Linked DNA regions of Homo sapiens: region 1 is linked to region 2. The links are chromatin contacts, found by Hi-C or POLR2A ChIA-PET in ENCODE. All regions are on one chromosome and are shown on one strand. Each heading gives the region's core, a stretch centred on a gene start or an enhancer-like site at or near the end of the contact. The rest is flanking DNA. Distances are from core to core; before and after follow the strand shown. Region 1 overlaps MRRF (mitochondrial ribosome recycling factor). Region 2 holds the start of NDUFA8 (NADH:ubiquinone oxidoreductase subunit A8).

What was found. Hi-C counts contacts between places; a loop is a spot of excess contacts on that map. ChIA-PET counts read pairs that join two places held with the same protein, here RNA polymerase II (POLR2A). Pooled maps may share reads with other maps.
Region 1: a pooled map shows a loop between it and region 2 (2.2-fold over the local background). The contact joins the enhancer-like site here to the promoter of NDUFA8 in region 2. A Hi-C loop is called at or near these places in 1 of 168 maps with a recorded cell type or tissue (esophagus muscularis mucosa) and 1 of 50 pooled maps. POLR2A ChIA-PET finds 5 or more read pairs at or near these places in 3 of 52 experiments (HEK293T, activated CD4-positive, alpha-beta T cell and activated T-cell).

Annotation. Positions count from the first base shown.
Region 1 is chr9:122,284,053-122,290,259 of GRCh38, forward strand. It overlaps MRRF (mitochondrial ribosome recycling factor), which reads left to right. Exons shown (of 7, transcript NM_138777.5): 4 at 1,117-1,235. Among named protein-coding and RNA genes, the nearest start is that of MRRF, 22 kb to the left of the region's middle. Within about 2 kb of position 2,864, at least 2 of the 41 ENCODE cell types and tissues checked have a DNase peak (open chromatin) inside an H3K27ac peak, as active enhancers do.
Region 2 is chr9:122,155,681-122,162,431 of GRCh38, forward strand. It overlaps NDUFA8 (NADH:ubiquinone oxidoreductase subunit A8), which reads right to left and starts at 4,099. Exons shown (of 4, transcript NM_014222.3): 1 at 3,947-4,099. The coding sequence starts at 3,997. It overlaps MORN5 (MORN repeat containing 5), which reads left to right and starts at 4,228. Exons shown (of 5, transcript NM_198469.4): 1 at 4,228-4,339. The coding sequence starts at 4,293. RefSeq lists an enhancer at 4,010-4,304.

The sequences.
Region 1 (6,207 bases), core at 1,614-4,113, 130 kb after region 2:
TCGTATAAGCAAATGGTTCCAAATCTGGCTGTGTCAGAATAATGTGGTGAACCTAAAAAAAAAATTACAAGCTTCCCCAAATCACAGGCTCCGAAGCCTCTGCAGAATCAGGATCTCTCCAGGGTGGGGCCCAGGAATCTAATTTTCAAAGCTCCCTGGTGATTCTGATGCACAGCCGGATTTGAGTTCCATTTGTAAGGGAAAGAGCCTTGACTGAAATCAGAATTAAGCACACCTGAGTTTGGGTCTTGGCTCTTGTTTTTCCTCTTGTTACCCCTATGATCTTGGCCTGTTTATTCTTCCCAAGTCTTATTTCCTCATCTGTAAAGTGGGGGTAATAATGCAGTGTTACAGGGTTGTTGTAAGGACTAAAAGGGATAGTAAGAGGTACAGTCCTCACTCTAATCCTCTAAGGTAGTTATTTTTTGACTGAATTGGAAACCAAGGCACAGAGAAGATAAATAACTCACCTGAGGTTTCATAGCAAGTAAATGACAGAGTTGCTTGTGAGGGTGATCAGCTGTTTCCAGTTTTAGTTCTAAAAGCCCTGTCACAGAAAATTCTTCAGCTCCAGGCAAACCAGGATGGTTGGCCACCCTAGTTGCTGGTGATGAATTCCAACTTAGTTCTGTCAACATTTCAAGCTTTTCTATCACGATACTGCTGTTCCTGTGAAAGCCCCTTGTACACTCTTGTCACATTGATAAGAATCCCTAAATGTTTGTTGAATCTGAATTATTATTATTATTTTGAGACAAGATCTCACTCTGTTGCCTAGGGTGGAGTGCAGTGGCCAGTACGGCTCACTGTAACCTCTACCTCTTGGGTTTGAGCAATCCTCCCACCTCAGCCTCATTGCTGAGTAGCTCATCTTCCAGGCACATGCCACCATACCTGCTAATTAAAAAAAAATGTTTTTGTAGAGATGTGGTCTTGCTGTTTTGCGCAGGTTGGTCTCAAACTACTGCCCTCAAGCATTCCTCCCACTTCACTCCCAAAGCTCTGGGATAACAGGCATGAGCCACTGCATCCAACCTGAATCTGAATTAGATAGGACTTAGATTTGGGGCTACTAAGGTTCTTTGGAATTCTAAAACTCTGTAATTTTTCTTTTAGGATCCCTTGACAAGATTGCTGTGGTAACTGCTGACGGGAAGCTTGCTTTAAACCAGATTAGCCAGATCTCCATGAAGTCGCCACAGCTGATTTTGGTGAATATGGCCAGCTTCCCAGAGGTAAGATGGCCTTGCTAAAATCTCTCTCCGTGGTCTCTTTTGGAATGGAGGAGACTGGGTCATATCAGGAGGAAGTGTTCCTTCAGCTTAGGATGAAACAAGAGAGAAGACATAATAAAGAGAACTTAAGGATAAGGCAAAGCTCTTTTCCTGTTGCCAGATTCCTTTTCTGTTAAACTCAGATGCTACAGAGGCTAGGTAAGTTGTTTGAATACCCAAACGGGTCCCATCTAAGAAAAACAATACTGGAGATGCAGTGATTGGTGCTTGGCCAGCGTGAAAAGGCTCTGGTGAGCTGGAGAGCCTGTACCTTGTGTGAGTGGAATGCCTCTGCCCAGCTCCTGCTGATCATTGCCAGGCACAATGTAGGCCTGGTAATCAGTGTTACCTGATACTACGATTTTTATTTCCAGAAGAAGCTAGTAACACAAATTTTTATGTGACATCTTTATTCTGTAAATGTTGATGACTAATTGAGTTTTTTTTTTAAAGACTATGAAGCAAATAAAACAATACTTTAATGGGCCAAATGTGGCCTGAGGGCCACCAATTTGTGACCTCTGCATTAGTATTTGGAGCAGACCCTCCAGGAAGTCCTTTTATACTAGACTGACCATTGCAGAATATTGCATGGAGCACAGTGCTTCCAAAACTGGAAGGTGGGTTGTATTAGGTCATTGCATCTTTGAAGCTTTATGATTTTAAGTGTAGTTGAAGAAGGTAATTGGGCTTTTTGTTATTGGTCCACTAGGAATTGGCCTGGATTAGGAGTCTTAGAGTACCTGGAATCCGGTCCCATCTCTACCACCAACTGGCTGTTTGACCTTGGGCAAGTTGCTTCACTCTCTGGGCCTCCATTTCCTCATCTGCTAATATAAGGTGAAGGAATCCTCCTGTTCTTATTGTCTATTTCAGTAGTTGTATTCCAAAGTCATAGACCAAGGTTGGACCTGTTGTATTTGACAAACTAGGCTAGAGATAGGAGAAAGGGAAAGCCCTTGCTGTGAACACACTGTTTCAAATCAAAGGGCTCTGATAGCTAATGGGCCAGGCACACCTGTGGGTGTGCTGTTACCACTCCCCTACTCCATTCTCCATACTATAACCAGAATGAGTTTTTGAAAAATATATATTGTGCCAGGCGTGGTGGCTCATGCCTGTAATCCCAGCACTTTGGGAGGTTAAGGTTAGAGGATCACTTGAAGCCAGGAGTTCAAGACCAGCCAGGGCAACATAGTGAAACCCTGGCTCTACAAAAATTTCAAAAATAAAAAAATTAGTGAGGTGTGATGGCACACACCTGTAGTGCTAGCTACTCAGGAAACTGCAGTGGAAGGACCGCTTGAGTCCGGGAGTTTGAAGCTGCAGTGAGCTATGATCATGCCACTGCACTGCAGCCTGGGTGACAGAGCAAGACCTTGTATCTTAAATAAACAAGGAAAAAAAAATATATGTATAAAAGATTTTGTCAGTTGTCATTCCCATGCTTTGCCTTTATTGGTGGCTTCTAGCAATCTTTAAGAAACAGTCCAAAATCCTCACTGTGGCCAAGAAACAGTCCAAAATCTTCATTATGGCCTAGATGGCTTTGCTTGATCTTGCCTCTGTTTTTTCAGTTTTGCCAGTCTTGTGCCACTGTCATCCTTGTACAATGCTTTAGCCACATTGGTCTTTCAGTTCCTCAAACACACCAAACCCTTTGCATCCTTAGAGCCTTTGCATATCCTGTTCCCATTGCATGGAACACTGTTGCATGGCTAATTGCTACTTATATTTTGGATCATGGCTTAAACGTCACTTTCTTAAGGAAGCCTTTCCTGACCTCTCCAATCTAAATTATTCTTCCACACTAAGTTCTCCTATACAGCACAATTCTTTTTCTTTATTGCACTTATTACTAGTGTACATTTGTGTACACATTTATTTTTCATCTCACTTTTACTAGAGTGTAAGCTTGGAATGTAGGAATGTCTAATTTGCTCATTGTGTCCAACACCAAACAGTGCCTGGCACATGGCACCATTTGGTAAATTTTCCTTGAATGGATGAATACCTGTTATTAGGTTGATAAAAGGGAGGCACTCATTTCTGATGTTAGTGAGGAACAGAGAAATTGATGAAAAGGGAACTGTCAACTGTTTCTCTTTCTGGGCCCCTCTGAACCACTGAGGCCTCTCCTCCTTGTTCATCTAATCCCGTAGGCACTGTGGGCCAATTTAGGGAATAGCCTCCTAATTACACAGCTTGAAGACCTCATCAGGCAGATTGCTTTTCAGAGCCAGCCACTTCTTTTATTAAATAGCAAATGGCATTCACAGAAGAAGCACCTGATTGGCCACCAGAGCATCTTATGAAGCAGGAGGAGATATTAACAGCTTAATTTTTTCTTAGGAAGTTGGGGTATATCTTCATTTTTCAACTCAGACATCTTTGCCATTTGTTCAAGTTGAAATTCCATGGGTTTTGAAAAAATCCTTACAAGTATATCAGTAGAGAGGTTCATTTACAGGAACAGAATGAGGAAGTGTGAGTTACATTGTCTTTTGAATTCCTTTATCTCGTCTGTTGTATATATTAAACAAATAGCTCTAACTAAAGATTTCCTTCCTCCAGCTTCGAAGCTGACCGTAGAGTACCCAGGTTCATAGCTTTAAAATGCTGAGCTAATCCTGTGTTTATGTAATTTCTGTTTCACATACAGTTGGCTTTCTTTCCAAACCTGAGCATTTCCGTGTCATGCTGTAGTGACACGATGCAGATTTACATGCATGATCTTTTTGAATGCATTGAAGACAGAAAACTGTGTTGCATTTGTTTAACATGTGTCCTGCTTGATAAATGATACACATAGTTGCTGCCTTCCATAAACTTGCCTGCAGCTAGAGTTAATGATGGGAAAGAAAAGAAGGGAATAAAAACCACAGCATGATTTGAACAAAACAAGCCAAATGAAAAAAAATAAAAATAAAAAACCACGCACAACTCTGCAGGCACCATTATTGCTCTTGCGGAAGGAAGAAAATGAATGTGTATTGATTGTCTGCTTTGTTGCTAGTCTCTTTCTCATGTTTTGTTTCCTATGATCAGTACAGGTACTCTGTAAAATTAGGCATTATTTATTTCATTTTATAGATGAGGAAACTGAGACTCAAAGCAGTAAAATATTTCCACTAGGTTTACACTGTTGTGACAGAGCCAGGATTTGAACATATCTCTGTTGGATGTGAAAAAGCCTGTGCTCCTTTCACCATTCGTTTGTTAATTCAGCACATATTTTTTGAGTCCTTGCAAGTGATTAGTTTCTATTTGAGGTGCTGGGAATTCACTGATTATTAAGACAGACTATGTGTCTACTTTCATAGACTACATTCTAAGGACTTACTGGGATATGAAGAAAATGGAAGGCCAGTAATTGATATGGCACTAGCAGAGTTGACTTGAATTTAAATTCTCAAGGACTTGTTCACCTGTCTACAAAAGTCTTATTTTTTTGTTGTTGTTGCTATTTAGCACAGATTAGCTTAGAATAACAAAGGCAGACACTACTAATTGATCACATCACTCTTCTCTGCCTGACGCCCAGATGAGATTTGTGATTTTTCTCAACACTCTACTCCAAGCAGCCACAACCAGTTAGTTATGTCATCATTTGAGAGCAACCTGTTTGCCCTGTGATACTGTCGAGCATCCTTTCCGTGAAGGGATGATGCATAAGAGATGGAAAGTCTATAGGAATGTATGCCCCTTTAGTCTGAACTAAAGAGTTTTTCAGATGTCATATGAGAACATGACTAATTCCCTGAGGTTCTGTGTCCTACCATGTCAAAGGAAAATACATGTAGAATTCAGTAGGTTTCTTTGTAAAATGAAACTTTGATTCATGATTTTTCTGCATATGAAAAGATACAGAAAAGTTTAAGTATAAAATAAGATTTTGAGCCATTTATACATGAGGTAAAGGAAGTGAGTTTTTCTAATACATCTGAACCAGATCACTAATATATTCAATCAACAAGCTTTTACTGAGCACTTACCATGTACCTGGCACTCTAACTTGTACTGGGAAGATGTAAATATTGAAGCATAGTTCCTGCCCAGCTTGGTGTCAGTAGTCGGTGCCCTAGTGCCTGTAGGGGAAGGTTGTATGGAAACACTTGGGTCAGCTTGTGAAAGGGAGGTAGTGGTGATGGGGTGTTACAGTAGTGATTATCAGTCATTCATGAGAAGCTATAGTAGAGGATTGAAAGACTTAAGAATGGACTACCCCTTCACAATGGAGATTCTCTCTTTATTGTTAACTTTAGAATCTGTTTTTTTTTTTTTAAGGAAGATGGCATTTCTTTTGCAGAGAAAAATTAATTTTATTTCTTTTTTCAGCTCTTTTATTACCTTGAGTATAACCTTTATACCGCAAACATAATTCCAAATTAAATTTGGCTATTTAAGAAAAATATCAGGCAAGGCGTGGTGGCTCATGCTTATAAAATCCCAGTACTCTGGGAGGCTGAGGTGGGTGGATCGCTTGAGCCCAGGAGTTTGAGACCAGCTTGGGCAACATGGTGAGACTCCATCTCTATAAAAAATACAAAAATTAGCCAGGCATGGTGGTGCAGACCTGTAGTCCCAGCTCTTCTTTCTTTTTTTCCTCCTGCAGCTACTTGGGAGGCTGAGGTGGAGAGTCACCTGAGCCTGGGAGGTCAAGGCTGCAGTGAGCCGTGATTATGCCACTGCCCTCAAGCCTGAGTGACAGAGTGAGACCCTGTCTCAAAAAAAAAAAAGAAAAAAGAAAAAGAAAAGAAAAATCAAATCCTTAATGTTATAATTACTGAATGCATTGAGCTTGGGGATCTGGAAAAAAGTAAAGGTAGAGCAGCATCATTGGATTAAATCCCTATTCAGTCTCCTCTTAACTCTGCCAGTAACTGGAAGTTTGATGGATGGGAGTCCTCAAACCATCTCTCTTGGGCTGTCA
Region 2 (6,751 bases), core at 2,849-5,348:
GGAGAATAAAAACTAACACTCAAACTTTTTTAAAAGCTTAATATATTTTAATAATTAAGTCAGTTATATTTACTTGTCATATGCCTTAAAAGAGCTTTAACTGGCTGATTCAATTATTCAAAGGCCCAAAACTATACGGCCCAAAAAGACTGACGCATTATTTATTTCCCTACAAATGTGGAAATCTTATCAAAATGAAGGTATACACATGTTGCTGAGCATATAAAACACCATCCCTGTCACAGGAAAATAAAGGAAGACATTGAGTCTGTTTCGTAATTAATGAAAAAGAGGGATGTGCTAGAGACAACACAGTGAGTCAGTGGCAACCCCAGAACTAGAACACAGAGATTGTGACCTCCAACCAGGCTTCTTCCCATTATATCACCATCACTGAGGTGGATGAGCCTGAGATGTCACCATATCCCCTCACCTGCTTCTTCACTGAGACTGATGAATTCCAACAGAAACAACATCCTTTCACAGCTGTTTACCATGAATACCGTCTCAAATTCATTCAGATCTCTTTGTCTCAAACAACACAGAATTTCAACATCCTTCTCATTTATTCTCACAACAGCCTCATTGCACAGCAGGGCTACACAGTCTGCAGGTGTGGAAACTGAGACAAAGTCACCATCTAGAGCCAATCAACCTTCTAGTCCTGTCCTTGTCTCCTTAAACTACGTCTGTACCTCTTTTTATAGTACTTTATTTATACCATGCCTTGAGTTTTCCTAAATTTATGTAAAACAGAGAATAGTACTTAATAGAACTGTTATGAAGATTAAATGAGTTAATATATATAAAAATAATAAGAACAGTGCCTATCACATCGAAAGCACACCATAAATATTAGCTATTTTTATTTTTACTCAAAATTATCAAATGTGTCCAAGGACTTTCCAGTCCAAAGCTTCTGACTGCTTTTTCAATGGGGATGTGTCATAACTCCTAAGCCAATGAGGTCCAAAATGTATTTAACTCGCTCTCCAAACGGGCTCCTTTTTCTGGCTTCACCAGTACTATTGCCACGCTGCAAATCTGACTTTGATTCTTCAACCTTCCCTACCTCCAATATCTAATCCATTGCTAAGTCTGATCAATTCTAGATATACTTGTTCTTTGCTCTCTGTAAGCACAGTCTCTGTAAGCACCAATTACACTGGGATCATTAACATCTTTCTCAATAATTTTAAGAGCCACTGAGACTAGTCTCCCTGCTTTTCTTTTTCTTTCTTCAATCCATTCTTCACACAGCTGCTACCGTGATCTCCCTAAATGACAATTCTTATTTTACTCTGCTATTATATTAGCAACCAAACTCTCATTCAGCCTTAACAGCAGAATAAAGCCTAAACTTCTTAACGGGTACTGAAAGGCTTCTGGACCCAAACTATCTTTCCACCCTTCTCACCACAACATTTCAAAAAGGGACTGACTATTTACTGTTCTCTCAAAACACTGAACTCCTTTTTGACTCTCTGCATTTTCCCATCTCCTTACTTTTGCTCAGACCCTACCCTCACTTAGAGGGGTCTTCTCTTCATCTCCGCCCATAAATGCCATTCTTCATATGCCATTTAGTCATGTCTTACATTATGTCCAAAAAGTGCTTTCTCTATTCCCTTTATAGTTTCAGAGAATTTTATAGCTGGGATCACCTCATCTTACAAATAACCATGTCTGCAAATGCTAAAATCAAGTAATCAAGGTGACCGGCAGGTAGGCCTAGAATTTAGATACAACTTCAAATCTTTTCCTAAACCACATCTTCCCCCTTTCATAGTATTTAATCACACCTTGTCTTGTATTTTAGTTATTTATGTAATTATTCGTATGTTCATTCAATTGTGTGAAGACTAAAGGCAAATGTATTTCAGATACATCAGTTGTATGAAGTAGAACTTCAGATGTTTGTTGAACCTAATAAAAATTGCAACAAGAAATACAGCAACTCAAGATTAACCCAGCTACATGGGGTGGGGGCAGGGGGGTGGTTCGCCGGGGGGAACAAAAGAGTGGGGGCCACATGGCAGCTCCCCTCTGCCACCTCAGAGTAAATGTCACTTTAATATAATAAAGTCCCTGAACATAGCTAATAATTTCTTCCTCTGAGGAAAATAACAGTTGCCACTCTCACAGGCATCTAAGATTAAATGAAGCATTGCAGGTAGAAGACTTAACATACGGCCAGGCGCGGTGGCTCACGCCTGTAATCCCAGCACTTTGGGAGGCCGAGGCAGGCAGATTACGAGGTCAGGAGATCGAAACCATCCTGGCTAACACGGTGAAACCCCGTCTCTACTAAAAATACACAATATTAGCCGGGTGTGGTGATGAGCGCCTGTAGTCGCAGTTACTCGGGAGGCTGAGGCAGCAGAATCGCTTGAACCCGGGAGGCGGAGGTTGCAGTGGGCCAATATCGCGCCACTGCACTCCAGCCTGGGCAACAGAGCGAGACTCTCAAAAACAACAAAACAAACAAACAAAACACTTAACATAGTGCCGGGTATATCATTGCTGGTACATCATTTCTAGTCTTGGCCTTCCTCTCCTTTAATATAGCCTGTTCTACTATCCAGCCCTGCCATGACACTCCTCTGCCTTAAAACCTTCCACTCTTCCCACCACCTCCCTTACTGGATCAAGTCCAAACTGTTTGGTCTGGCCTTGTAGAAGCTGCTTCCAAGTCCTATCTCAGCCCAAGTTGCCTCTCCAGGCTCAGCACCTGCTGCTTCCCACCACCACCACTAGGGTCACATCAAACTGTACTTGGCTCCCTAAACACACAAGTTCTGCTAGGCCGTCTCATTCTTGTGAGTTTTCACCCATAATATAGTGGAAAAGCATTGGTTTTAAAATCAGACTTGGGTTCACTTCCAGCTCTATTACTTACGAGCTCCGTGACCTTGGGCAAATCATTTCTACTCTCGGGGACTAATTCCTTATTTATAACGCTACGACCAATTGTGTGTGTGTGTGTATATATATATATATGACCAATTGTGTGTGTGTATATATATATGGTATATACATATATATATATACACCAATTGTGTATATATATATATGGTATATATATATACACACCAATTGTGTGTGTGTATATATATGTGTATGTGTGTGTATATATATATATATCCTACCTTATAGTGTTGCTGGGAGGATTCAATGAATTAATGCATGGAAAGTAATTAGCATCCTGCCTGGTATCTAGAAAGGACTTGATCATGTTAGCTATAATTAGTAGGGTATGTTTCTACTTCACTCCTCACAGCACTAACTACATTGTACTGTGACTGCCTCTTTATGTGTCTGTCTCCCTACTGGATTGTAAAGTCCATGAAAGCACGAAGTATATCTCTTCCAGCGTTATGTGTACACGTTAATTACTGAAATGATATCTCTTGAATAAACGAATGCTTTAAATGGGTCCTGTTACCAAACACCTTCCCAAGGCTGTGAGTAGATGCACGCTCCAATATTGTCTCATTTTCCCGCGGCTTCGTCACCCCACTCTATGCACTCTGCACCGGTGATACCACTTTAAGGTAGATGACCGTCTCCCTCGACTGTGAGCCCCTAGGGTTGTATACTCACCTCGCATGCAAGTTTGAGGATTAAGCGACATAAGCTAAGTAAAATGACTGGTTGGTGCTTAATAAAATGTATCACTATTATTCACGGAAGGAGAAATAGGTCGCTGTGGAGGGCGAAAGGGGGAGGATTCTAGAGCCACTGCAAGATGCGACAGGGTGGGGTAGAGAGGGGAGGCGACTCCCAAAGCTGCGGAGGGGACCTCCGGGGGTCGACCTGTATATGCGTTGGAGGACTGGGGAGGGGGGCCCGGGTCCCAGGATCCGCGGAGCCCAAGGGGGGCTAGGCCCAGGCCCGAGAAGCCGCAGCCCCATGTCTCCCTTGCCTGTCCTCCGGATAGCCTCACCTCATCTACTTTCAGCTCCTCTAGAGTGGGCAGCTCCACTATCCCCGGCATGACGGCTGCAGCCCCGACCCCGACGAGAAGCCCTCAGCCGCGTCGCCCCCGTCTCCTTGAACTCCCCTTTCGACCGCCGAGTGCCACACGGCGCCTGCGCATGCGCATCCGGCAACACGCAGGCGTATTGCCCTGCCCAACCACGAGCGAGGGAGCGTGCGCAATACCAAGAACTTTTCAGCCTCCAGCGGGGTGGGGCTTCGATTCGGCTCCGCCCACCCCTCCAGGTTGTCATAGTGATGCCGTATCCACTGAGACTCCGGATCCTAACAGCTGGAAGCTAAAAACAGGCGCCATGGAGTACACAGGGAGCAAATATATCGGGGAATATGTAGATGGGAGGTAAGGGGCTCATTTGATTCACTTACTATACCTTGAATAGCTGTGACTGGAAAAAGACGGCTTTTTGCTTCTGCGAAACACCTTGTGCCAGGCACTTTCACAAACTTGCCCGAGTAATTTTTTCAAGGACCATATCTAATAAGCAGCAAAGCTAAGATGCATTCATTCCATATATACTTATATGTGTGTGTGCATTGACTGTGTGTGTGTGCTATCTGCCAGTTTTAAACATAGGAATAAGAATATTTAAAATGTCAAGATCCTTGCTCTTATGGAGTTTATAATCCAGTTGGAGATGTATTGCCAATAAACAAATAAGTGATAAAATAATTACAGATAATGGTAAATGCTATAAAAACAAACACGAAGATTAGGGAAGAGAGACTGGCTAATCTGAATCTACACGGTCGCTTCCTTCCAGGAGGAGTTCACGATCTAGGGATTATTATAGAGGATTATATACACAAATCACTGTAGTGGACTAGTAGTAAAAAACAATTCAACAGTTTTTTTTTCTTTTCTTTTCCTTCCTTCCTTCCTTCCTTTTTTCCTTCCTTCCTTCCTTCCTACCTTCCTCTCTTTCTTTCTTTCTCTCTCGTTTTTGTTTTATTTTCAGACAAGATCTCGCTCTGTTGCCCTGGCTGGAGTGCAGTGGCCTGTTCACTGCTTACTGCAGCCTCAACCCCCTAGGCTCAAACAATCTTCCCACCTCAGCCTCCCAAGTAGCTGAGACTACCGGTGTGCACCACTACCCCCAGCAAATTTTTCAACGCCTTTTGTAGAGACGGCATCTTGCTATGTTGTCCAAGCTGGTCTCATACTCCTGGGCTCAAGTGATCCTCTTGCATGAGCCACCGTGCCCAGCAATTCAACAATGTTGAGTGGCTACCGAGTACCAGGCCCTGTAATTGACTCTGGGCACAATCCCTGTCTTCAGAAAGTTCATTCAAACATGATGCGACAAGTAGACATAACAGATAACTGCGATTCAGTGTGGTAAGAGCTGTAGTAGAGAGAAGCAGAGGAAACACAGAGGTGGCCACTCTTTTTTGCCAACCACCCTGGATGAAGAAAGTGGAATCTCTGTTTTTATAGCTGAGGAAACCAAGGCTGGACGATATGAAGTGGTTTGCTGAACCAGTGCTAGTTGTCGGGACTGTGAAGCACTCCCACCTTGGGGCTCTGTATTCACAAGTTGGTGGAATTCCAGGGCATTCTGAGTTAATAGGAAAGAGGGATCTGTGGTCTGGACAGGGATAGGAGATAGATTCCTAGAGAGGGTGGTAGGAATGCTATGGGATGCTATCTCTCTAATCATTACATCAATTTTGCAAGGAAGATGTTATTATCTTTCCAGGTAAGAAAGGTGACCCTTACAGGGCTTGAGACACTTATCCTACTCAGCAGGTAAGTGGCAGAGGTGCTTGGTGTGTACTCCCTCTCACTACTCAGTGAGATAGTTCAGGCTGACCTTGCAAATAAAGGAACAGAAGTTAGGAGAAGCAAAATGACTGGCCCACCATTATGGATACACAGCTAGGAAGTAACAGAGTCAGGATTTGAACCCAATCCTCTGTCCAAACCACATTCTTACTTTTCACAAGGCTCTGCTACAGTGAAGGTGGTAGAATTTTGGCAGATAGAGATGGGGTATTGGGCATTTTAGGCACAAAAAGTTGAGAAACTACATTAATTTTCGATGGGCTGTATATGGGTGAGAGAGAAACACACAGACAAGGTAAAAGACGGAAGGCTTTCAACCATTTGCCTTTGGCCTTCTGTGTATTTTCATTGGGTTTGTGTGCTGAATCAGCCATTTCCATGCTTTGGCCCTAGGAATTTGGGCTTTGCTTGAGGTTGTCTGGTACCTCTGTAACCACGATAGGGATTCCCAGACCTGAACAGGGCTTCCCAATTTCCCATAACTAGCAAGAAGTCAGCAGTTTTTCACTTGTTATACTTCTTTTCATAAGTTGGACATGTGTTGTTCTGTACTGATTTTGTATTTTTAACAACAGTTAACTAGAATTCTATTTGGGGCATCTCAAATTTCAGCATGTAATGAGAGGATGAGACAGGTCTGGGCTCAAGTCTGCCATTTGCTTGTTGTACACTTAATTAACCATCCATACCTCAGTTTCCTCATCTGTAAAATGGGAAAGCAATGCACATTCAGCAGCAGTGTTCCAAGGAATATGTAATGATCATATATGGATGTTATTTACAAATGGTAGATACTCAATCAATTTTTTTTAATTTAGGGAGGGGATATTTTCCTCTTGGAGTTTAAATGAATAGAGTAACCTCTCTATACAGTAGGAAGTTGATATTTAACGTTTGGTTTAAAAAGTTTATGTAGACTCTCCATGGCTGATAGGAACATCAAATGGTACGACTGCTTTGGAAAAGTTT